2 separate regions of the Homo sapiens genome follow, and region 2 is linked to region 1. A link is an interaction called in ENCODE POLR2A ChIA-PET data of the cell type or tissue named here. Cell type or tissue: PC-9. All regions are shown on one strand. Links, peaks and the distances in the headings refer to the core of each region. The heading gives the core; the rest is flanking DNA.

Region 1 (5,466 bases), core at 165-5,164:
ACTTTCTCCAAACAACTGTATATCTGTGTACAGTTCCTCACACTTGTTTTACATGTAATATCGTGATTTTACTTGAATTCTAATTGTCTGTTTATTCTTCACAGAAAGGGGCTTTACAGAGTCATGTCAACAAAGCAAAAGGCACACTACACAAGGAGTTGCTACTACTTGCTCAGAACTTTCAATAGAAACTTCTCACCCCTTCCAGTTTGCTTCTTCTAAGCAGCCAAAGGAAACGGATTGGTTGCAACAAAACTAACTACAGTGAGGAGGCTGCAGAGAACCCAGGTGGCAAGAGTGAGACAGACACTGCAGCACAGTGGAGGGAAGAGGGAGTCAGGACCAAGTGCAACATCAGCCAGCACAGCGGAATGTTTCACTCTCAGCCACTGAACAACCTGCAAAGCCTTGATCACAGTGAATAGCAATGAGGAAGTCAATCTCTGGCATTCAGTGGAGAATGCTCGGGCACACGCCAGTTCTGCTACAGACTTCGGCATTTTACTATCTTTTGAAAATCACCACAGCTACAGACGCTACGATGAACATGTTTTGTTACATAAACAGAAACTCTCAAGTCCTATGCTGTAAGGCCCATTTTAGTCTTTCTAACTTACTACTAGATTCATGAACATGGATTTTTTTAAAGAATTAAAAACTGCTCCAAGTCATTTATTATTTTTTTTCAAAACCTAGCTGTAAGCAAGGTAATTGAAAGGAAATATGTATTCCCAGTAAAGGATAGTTTAAGAGTAAATTCTCCTACTTGGTAATACTTGGGGGCTTTGGGTATTTTTTATTGATATAGCATAATTGTACCTATTTTGGGGGGGGTCCATGTGATATTTTGATACATTTCACAATGTGTAATGTGTAATGACCAAATTAGGGTAACTGGGACATCCATCACCTCCAGCATTTATCTTTTCTTCGTGTTGGGAACATCACAGTTCTCTTCTAGCTCCTTTGAAATATACAATACGTTTTTGTTAACTAATTTCCCTACTGTACTACTGAATACTAGAACTTATTTCTTCTAACTGTACTTTTGGACTCATTAACCAACTTCTCTCCATTCCTCCTCCCTTGATAATATTTGCAACAGAATAGCCTTCTCTGAGACTCAACTCATAATAAACAATGAATTCACATTAAATTGTATTTTAGGTATGAAGGAATCATTTACAAAAAATAATTTAAAAGAATGCATTTAGTAAAAAAAAAAAAAAAGTAGAAAAAATTTAAAATACAACTTAAGTCCAGAATTGTACATGACTCTTCACTGCAGGTAGTTAAGATTTTTAGGTCACTAAATTTCGCCATCTGCAGGTGCTTAAATAAATAAATCAGTACAATTTGGCTTTAAACAAATACATTACTATTTAGACTTTGTATTTTCTCTGTGTGGTGTTACCTTGGTTTGTAGTTTATTTTAACATAAATGTAGGTCATAGGTTGCTTAAGAAATTTAAGGCTGACACAGATTATTTCTCAACGTAGTAAAAATGAAAATAAATTTCAACAAGATAAACTTGTTTCACTGTACTCTGAAATGGTCTCTACTTCCTATTGGTAATAACTTTAAAACAAGCTAGCCTTTTTGGAAGTTGTTGGTAGTTAAGTGTTTATATCTATTACTTGAGGTCCCTTTATTTTATACTTTATACAGTATTTACCTGAAAGGAAAGCAAGCCAGATTTCTCTGACATGACAAATGGACTTGGCCCATGTTTTTGGACTGAACTCAAATTTTGAGATAATAAACTTTGACTTAAAAAAGTAATATCAACTTCACTTTAACAATTAGAAAATGTGACAAGTAGCTAAGTTACTTGATCAAATTCAAACTCATCATGCTCAGGGCAGGGACAAGATTTGGCCTCCTTACAATGTTCCCAGTGTTCTTTACATTCTGCTATGGGCTTTAGTATTTTACTATCTTTTTAAAATCACCACCGTTACAAACAATAGTAAATGTTTGTATTATGAATTTTTTCAAATTAGCATTGTGATAACACAATAGTGTTATGAATACTTGATACTGTAAGTTCTCAATTATGCATGAAGACATTAGCCACTTGCCAAACTATTCATATTAAATTTTTAATCTCAGTCAAGTTACCTAGACCCTATTAGGAATCTATACTAAGAAAATGCCCTGCAAAGAGAAAAACAAAAGAAAAAGAAAAAAGAAGAAAGAAGAAGGCCAGGCGTGGTGGTTCATGCCTGTAATCCCAGGACTTTGGGAGGCCGAGGCAGGTGGATCACCTGAGGTCAGGAGTTCAAGACCAGCCTGAGCAATATGGTGAAACCCCATCTCTATTAAAAATACAAAAATTTGCCAGGCGTGGTGGTGTGCACCTGTGATCCCAGCTACTCAGGACGCTGAGACGGGAGAATCGCTTGAGCCGGGAGGGAGAGGTTGCAATGAGCCAAGATCACACCACTGCATTCCAGCCTGGGTGACAGAGCGAGACTCGGTCTCAGAAAAAAAAAAAAGAAGAAGAAATAGGGAGAGAAAGAAAAAAAAGAAACTACAAGCAAGTATCACTTCCGGCAAAAATGTTTAGGAAAGAAAGTAAAACTAGGCCAAAAATGCTTAGCTTTCTAGGACTTGTGTTTTATCTCTGAGATCAGACTATACCACGTTCTTACCCAAAAGGCTTTGAAAATCAAGGGTTTTTTTTTTGTTTGTGTTTTAATTTTGTTTTAGAGACGGGGTCTCACTATGTTGCCTAGGCTAGTGTGCAGTGGCTATCCTTAGGCACAATCATAGCGCCCTACAGCCTTGAACTCCTGGGGTCAAGCAATCCTCCTGCCTCAGACTCCTGAGTAGCTGGGACTACAGTTGCACCCGGCTCAAGAGTTTTAAAGATAAAAGGTTTCAGACGGGGCTCCATAGCTTACCAGCTGTAAGTCACATAACTGAAACCAAAGATTCCTCATTTGTAAAATAATACTAGAAATCTCTCTTGCCTATGATACACGGTTACAGGAAGAATGACTGAAACAGTCTATGAATCAGCGCTGTGCTATGAAGTGCTATCTGGTGAAATTGAAAAGTATTTTAAGTATTTCAGATATTCTGTTTTCAATGTATCCTTTTGTGCCAGCACTCCACAAACTAGAGAAAAAGTGCTCAAGGTTGAAGATTCAGGGTAGATCTTTCAATTCAGAAACTACTTTTTAAAATTTAGATTCCTTTTTAGTACTTTCGGTCAAAATTCCTAAACATTACTGTCTTGATACTCATTGTTATTACCTCTTGCTTGTTAGCTTAATCAAGCAACAAGCTTGATTTAAACTACGCCTAGCAAACTGGCTCAAAAACAAAAACAAAAAACAAACCACAATAAACTGATGCATCCTGGCTACCCAGGAGGTTTACACAGCCATGAGGTGAGGCCACAATACCTATTAATAGCCAGATTTTTATACTTTGGTTGTCAGGTTTAAAACGACCAACCAAGCAACACTAGAAATACAGCGAATGCTATTAAGAGGTTAAAAAAGAAAAAAAAAAGGACCTGGTCTCTTATAGAGATTACCGTCAGAAACAACGCTGACTAAACTCTAACATAGTGAAATACTTCTTAGATTACAATTTCTTTATTTGACTTTCTAGTTACTGAAGACAGCCTACTTAGTAAATTTCTTTTACAACTCCCTATGCTCACATAAATATTTAACTAAAATGCTAAAAAAAGAACACGTACTTTAACATACAGTTGAAAATTAATTCCAAATTGGTCCACTCAGTTTCCACACTGAGGAAAGTACTATGCTAGTTGTGTTCTTTCAGGTTTAGATTCTAATGAGTCAAGCATTTCAAAGCTCTCTCATCACTAAGCTTATGAGCCAATGAGAGATGGAAGGAGGGATTCCATAATCCCAAATTTATTTCTCCTAACAGTCAGATGAGATGTACATAGCAACTTATCAGCTGATGGTGATTTTTATCCACCTTTAAAGGAGTACATTAACCTTTTCTATTTCACCTCTCCCTTATGAAAATGAGTATCGTTTACAAGCTTTGTCTAAAGAGCCAGGTTCATCTAACACTATTCTGTGATTTTACTGAGACCAGTGTTCAAGATTCAATCTGAAATGACATTTAAGGTCTTCCAAATTGAGCATCTGTATTTGTACTAAATGTACTAACTAAAAGGCTAAGCAAGTCATAAAAGAAAAGCAGTCCTAATCATCTCCAAAATGTGTTAAGGATATTAAGACAATGGCCTATCATGAGAAGTAAAATAAACAAGCAGCTGTCAGGCCAAATAAATGTTTTTAACATACAGAATGCATCAGAAATCTGCCAGTTGTTGGCAATCAAGCTTCATGAAAAAGTCATCCAGTGGAAAAAGTAAGAAAACAATAAAAGTACTTTATTGAAGATCTACTAAGACTTGAGATGATTCTGTGGTGAATGGCAAAAAAAAATATGAAAATTAGTATTTTAAAATGTATTACCTGATCAAGAATTCTTCCCATTCTGTCGAACAGCACTTTCAAAAAATGACCTTCAAAGAAAGCAGCTTCTAAATTGCACTTTTCCAATGCTTTTGGAGACCCAGGCCACTCCCATCTTAAGCAGATAGCACAGTAGTCTCGGAACTAGGGGGAAAAAAGCATGTGAATCATTAAAGAACAAAAACAAATTAAGATGAAATAGAAATGATTTCATTAAATAGGCATATAAAAAACCATTTGAATGCAGAATGTCTGCTATGCTTCAGGTGCCAAGGGAGAGGGGGAAGAGATGACTCAGATCTTTCTGTGACTAGGGGCACAGGTAAGATTATATTAACTGCTGCTACCAATATAAGCTGATGAAAAAGAGACATATTTTAACTTTACTAAAATACCCCTAACAGCTCTTTCCTTTAAAGGAATTTAACTCTTTAGTTACTTTCATCACCGATTTAGAGGACATTTAAAAAGCAAAGTCAGACCTAGCCAAGTTTTCAAATTTATTCTAAAATGGTATATACCACAGATGAACTGATACATGTTATTTGAGAAGACAAGCCTGCCATTCCTAGAATGGATGCAAACTAGCACACTAGGCATGATGTTATGATAGGATCAAACAGTGCTACTCAAAGGTGGTCCATCGACCAGTGCTGGTCCTCAAAGTGTTCACTACCGTCCACAATGAGATGAGGACAAAAAGCAAGAGCAAGCACTTAAAAACGTTCCTAACAATTTGACTATGAAGAGTTTTATGTCTGTTGAATCTAACTATGAAATAATCAGGGTTTGTATTTTGTGTCTTTTTTTCTCTTCATTTTTCTACAATAGGAATTCTTTTTTTTTTTGAGATGGAGTTTTGCTCTTGTTGCCCAGGATGGAGTGCAATGGCACAATCTCGGCTCACCACAACCTCCGCCTCCCAGGTTCAAGCGATTCTCCTGCCTCAGCCTCCCAAGTAGCTGGAATTACAGGCATGTGCCACCACGCCTG
Region 2 (5,466 bases), core at 283-5,282, 350 kb after region 1:
TCTTTTTTCAGGAAAATAGAATTTTGGAGCTAGAATGTATCTTAAAGGTCCTTTAATGTAACCATCTCCTCCTGCAAATAAGGCGCCTGAGAAATGGAGATATTAACCCAGCCCAAGGTTTCACAAGTTAGGACCCAGGTTTCCTGACTTCATCCTAGGGCTCTTTGACCTGGAAAGTTCTTCCTTTATCACTGGGGCCATCTCCTAAACAGGGTAAATTTGTGATACGTTTGTCCCACTCAGGTAGAAAAAAAATTTTGTAATGTCATGAAATGCAACAAAGCCTGGTATTTCAATTGAATGCCCTTAAGGCTCAGTAAAGGGTTTCTGAGTCCAGACTGCTGAGCAACGGGGATGGAAGCCTGGCCCAAGAGGTACCCCAGCATTTCTTTGCAGAGCAGCTGCTTTGGCTGGGAAGCTGGGCTTTTCTTTCTTTCTGTTGTCAGAGGAACCAGCTAACTTAGACTAAGGTCAGCAGACTTTGCCTTGGAGTACCTGGATGCCTTTACTCCAGAACTCAGGGGGGTCTGCTGCCTTGAGGGACAACACAGACTTTTCATCAGCCTAGGTTGCACAGCCTAACACTTGGAGGGTCACCCCAACAGCCATGTGACTGTACACAGTGGAACCCACAGTTCACAAATCACCTGTTGATATAAGTGGGTTGGGCTGTCTCCCTTGAGTCTCAGTGTCCAGCCATGGCACGGTCCCTAGATCTCCTCTAACAGGCCCTCCTGTCACCTGACTGTGACTGGCGCCTGGTACAGCAGGTGTGGCTGGCAGGGTGCCCGTTTGCACAGCACTCCCTGCTTATCCTGGCTCAGGTCTCTGAGGCCTGCCCTTTCAGAAGAATCCAGACGACTTGGGGCAGGGCAGGCACCCACCCAGCATGTAGAGGTCTGGAATGTGAATTGTGTGTCTCTTTCTTTGTGGGATACAGAAATTCTTTGGTTGTCATCCAAAGGTGTAAGCCTTGCCTTAAAAATATTCTCATTTGGGGCATTGCCAAGCCTGGGGGTCCTGAATTCTTTCATATGTCTTCGTTCCTTCTTCAGATTTATTTTTCAGTCGGTTTTTTGCTTCCTTTTCATGATTGGAACCACTACTCAATGATTGTTAGATACACCACTCCTCACTGTTCCCAGTGAAATCACAGAATTTGTGCTAGGTAAATTCCAGGCTGGAAGGCATAGTTGTTTATTAAAGGAGATGAAGTCCAGCCACAATAGGAGAGGAAATCAGACAAGGATGTTTTTAAAAGCAAGCTGTGTTTTTCTGACTGCTCCAATATTCATTCCCACCCTGAAGGCTCCTCTAACCCTGGGGAAGAAAAAATATTTTTAGTCTGATAGTGTACTATAGAGCTGAACCATCTGTAAAACAGTCTTGATAACTCAGAGGAATGGTTTTAGTGGAAATAACTTGTAAAGGATCACCCAAGACTCCAAAGCTAAGGCATCAACTACCCACAGAGCACCGGTTCCTACCCAGCTCCCATGAAGTCCTTTAAGATTTATTTTAGAACCATTGCAGCCAAACCAGAAATTGACAAGTGGGACTTAATTAAATTAAAGAGCTTCTGCACAGCAAAAGAAACTATCGACAGAGTAAACAGACAAGCTACACAATGGGAGAAAATATTCACAAATTGTATATCTGGCAAAGGTCTAATATCCAGAATCTGTAAGAAACTTAAACAATTAAAAAATAAATAACCCTATTTAAAACTGGGCAGATACTTCTCAAAAGAAGCCAATTTGCAGCCAACAAATATATGAAAAAATGCTCATCATCACTAATCATTAGAGAAATGCAAATGGAAACCACACTGAGATACCGTCTCACACTAGTCAGAATGGCTATTATTAAAAAGCCAGAAAACAGATGTTGGTGAAGTTGAGGAGAAAAGGGAACGCTTATACACTGCTGGTGGGAGTATAAATTAGCTCAGCCACTGTAGAAAGCAGCATGTAGATTCCTTAAAGAACTTAAAACAGAGCTACCATTTGACCCAGCAATCCCACTACTGGGTATATACCCAAAGAAAAATAAATCATTCTATCAAAAAGACACATGCACTTGTATGTTCTTTGCAGCACTGTTCACAATAGCAAAGACATGCAGTCAACCTAGGTGCCCATTCATGGTGGACTGGATAAAGAAAATGTGGTATCTATACACCATGGAATACTACACAGCCAAAAACGGAACAAAATCATGTCCTTCGCAACAACATGGATGCTGCTGGAGGCTGTTATCCTAGGTGAACTAATACAGGAACAGAAAAATACCTCGTGTTCTCACTTATGAGCAGGAGCTAAACATTGAATACACATGGACACAAAGGTGGGAACAGTAGACATTAGGGACTACTGGAGGGGAGATGGTGACAGGGGAAGTGGGTTGAAAAACTACCCATCAGTTACTATGCTTACTACCTGGGTGATGGGATCATTCATACACCAGACCTCAGCAACATGCAATTTACCTATGTGACAAACCTGCACATGTACCCCTTGGACCTAAAATAAAAGTCAAGAGAAAACAAGACCTTTTTAAGAATAGAAATACTGAGGAAGGAAATAAGAGCAGGGTGGGATGGGAAAATATTTATAATTCATGGGGGAAGGAGAGCTATCACAGAGCTGGAATGTACTTTAGAGATAGCAATATGGTGACGAAAAGCAGTTGACAAACTAGAATCCCACTGAATTGGGATCAGCCATTTGCTGCATACTGTAAAACAAGTTTAAACATTTTTAACTTAAAAAGCCTGGCTTCTGAATGCTTATTGCAACTTACAAAGTCATGACTAAGATATTAAATAAAGGGCACTTGTTATGTTATCTGATACTGCCCTATTCCTTCCCACCAAATGCACTTAATTGTACTATTTGGCAACTAGGAGATGTGTATTGAGAACTGATTCCCTCAGAGCAGCTGGCATGGGAGCGATTCTTTGGATTGCTGTTATTGTGCATTCCTGACTCCAACATGCTATTGTGTTGGAAAGGAGGCCAGGAATGAGGTCATGAGTAAGAAGAAACCTTAAGTTTTTGCCCTTGCACAAGAGACAAAAATTATCCAATTGGAGTTAGATTTCAAGAGTGTTGAACTTGAAGGCAAATATTTATCTTCTGGTGTTAAGAAAGGAAAGGATGTGAAACCTTTGACCTTGAGTGTTAGGGCAGTGTCTGAGTTTGGAAAGCAGTTGTCTGAAGCCAGAAGCATGATGAATTTCTCATTGTTCCTTCCCTGGAACTATGCTAATATTTTTTACCACACGCTGAGCAGCACCAGCCGACTTAATAGCCTGCTCAATGTCACATTCCATTGGATTTGGGGTCTCTCCCTCTGGGGTCCAACTTCCTGAAGATACCCCTTTAGAATTCTAGGTAAGTGTTTGGAAAGAAAATGGCTTAGAGTCATCTGGTGTTTTGCAACCTACTTCATCCTCTCTCCATGTCATATGACTCAAAGTGAATTTATAAAGAATTAACATTTCTCTTATCTACACAGCAACCTTGCAAGCTAGGCAGAACCACTACTTTATACCCTTTTAACATTATGGAACATGTAGCTTTTCATGGTCTGAGGATTTTTCAGAAAGTACATAGCATTGGGGCATATAAACAGCTAAGTCCAGGTATATCCAGTCATCCTGAAAGTTCAGTCCAGCCTAACAGATTGATCAGACCTCCCCCTTTTTATCATTCTTGATGTACATGCAGAAACTGGGGTAGCCCTTATAACACGTCAAAAATCAAACAAACCATTGTTTCTGGTCCCAGGGACCAGAATCGTTTTCCTGGCCACATTTTCAAATTATCATCACTTAAAGTGACTTGCTATTTTTCAAGGGATGGCCTTAGGAAGATCCACTGGATCTTACCAGGCGGTTAGCTTCTGTATTCCCTCATGATAATTTATGGAAGGAAAAAAAGAATACTTACTTTAAACTGTCCAAACGACTAAAGTAATTTCTAGTTCTTCTGAGCCTTAACATGTAGCAGGATGTTGGGGGAGTGGGGAATGGACTTAGGAGAAAACCTTAGATTTGAACTCTAGCTCTGTAACTTTGGAGACTTTTCTTAGCCCACAGACAGGCATAAGAATAACAGGCGCCCACCAAGTGTTGGATGGATTAAATGTGAACATACTTTCTAAACATTCAACTACAGAACAAGTACAAAGGGTATTGTTAACAAAAGTAATTGATAAGGGAAGAAATATTTAAGCTCAATCAGGAGAGGAAAAAGTTGATCGTTTGGTAACCACCGCCAAAGTCCTCAAACTTCTAAACCCAATTTTTTTGTGTTTTCAGTGAGCCTTGGTCCTGACTAGAAGAAGCCAATTTTGAGGCTTCATGACAAACACTTACAGAAAGTTATCCAACTATTGCAATGTCAACCCTTGCTTGCTAATATCAGGTCAATTTAGGAATTAAATATGGAGGTTATTCGCATGCCATCCATGTCTCTCCATCAGTTCAAAGGATACCAGCAACAGAAGGATGAAGATGAAAGGAGGATTGAAAATTGTTCAGTGGCACTCTGGAGGTCCTAGAATAATGGATACCTGATGAGATTAAACTGCACAGCTTTTACTTAGAGACCATTTTATAAAGATCATTCACTTCACAGAGGTTAGAAAAACACTTTGAGAATCCATTTGGCAAAGTGCTGTTAATATGATTCTTCTTACTTAATTCCTTTAAATTCCTCTTGGATTAAAATTGTAATACAAAGCAAAAACCACTTTGGACCATGGTTTGGCAGTAGCTACTGAAGCGAAACATAAACATATCCTATGACCTTGCCACATACTCTCTATTCCCATGCATATATATGTATATATATACAACTGAAATATGTATATAATTTACCAAAAGACATGGGCAGGAATTTTCATAGCAACACTATTCAGTACAGCCAAAACCAATTTTTTTTCTTTTTTTTCGGAGACATCTCTTTCTGTTCCAGGCTGGAGGGCGGTGGCATGATCACGGCTCACTGCAGCCTTGACCTCCCAGGCTCAAGCAATCCTCTCACTTCAGCCTACCAATTAGCTGGGACTACAGGCATGTACCATTATGCCTGGCTAATTTTTGTATTTTTTATAGAGATGGGGTTTTACCGTGTTACCCAGGCCAGTCTTGAACTTCTGGGCTCAAGCGATCCACCTGCCTCGGCCTCCCAAATTGCTGCCAAGGCATGAGGCACCATGCCCAGAAAAGCAGCCAAAATTTTTAAGTTACCCAAATGCCCATCAATAGTAGAATGGATAAATAAAATCTAGTATATTTCCACAAAGGAATTGAGATTTAGTGAAGTATGACTACACACACTAACATGGATAATTCTCACAAAGTGTTGAGTGAAAGAAGTCAGACATATTTGCTTCTATTGATGGAAACTGAAAACAGGCAAAGCTAGCATGTGGGGTTAGAAGTCAACATAGTGATTG

The links. Peaks named below come from ENCODE experiments on the same cell type or tissue, not always from the same donor. Only the 100,000 strongest peaks of a DNase experiment are listed, where the experiment ranks them.
Region 2: POLR2A ChIA-PET joins it to region 1 with 6 read pairs; 2 of 35 experiments call an interaction of 5 or more read pairs at or near these places.

What each region holds. Positions count from the first base shown.
Region 1 is chr10:114,854,348-114,859,813 of GRCh38, reverse strand. It overlaps FHIP2A (FHF complex subunit HOOK interacting protein 2A), which reads right to left. Exons shown (of 17, transcript NM_020940.4): 14 at 4,474-4,617. Among named protein-coding and RNA genes, the nearest start is that of FHIP2A, 35 kb to the right of the region's middle. In PC-9, for the core only: no CTCF peak of the experiment used is centred there; a DNase peak (open chromatin) is centred at 3,013; H3K4me3 peaks cover 718 bases; H3K27ac peaks cover 3,382 bases.
Region 2 is chr10:114,502,940-114,508,405 of GRCh38, reverse strand. All of the region lies in intron 6 of ABLIM1 (actin binding LIM protein 1), which reads left to right. Among named protein-coding and RNA genes, the nearest start is that of AFAP1L2, 100 kb to the right of the region's middle. RefSeq lists a silencer at 742-1,036. In PC-9, for the core only: no CTCF peak of the experiment used is centred there; DNase peaks (open chromatin) are centred at 795 and 3,015; H3K27ac peaks cover 4,093 bases.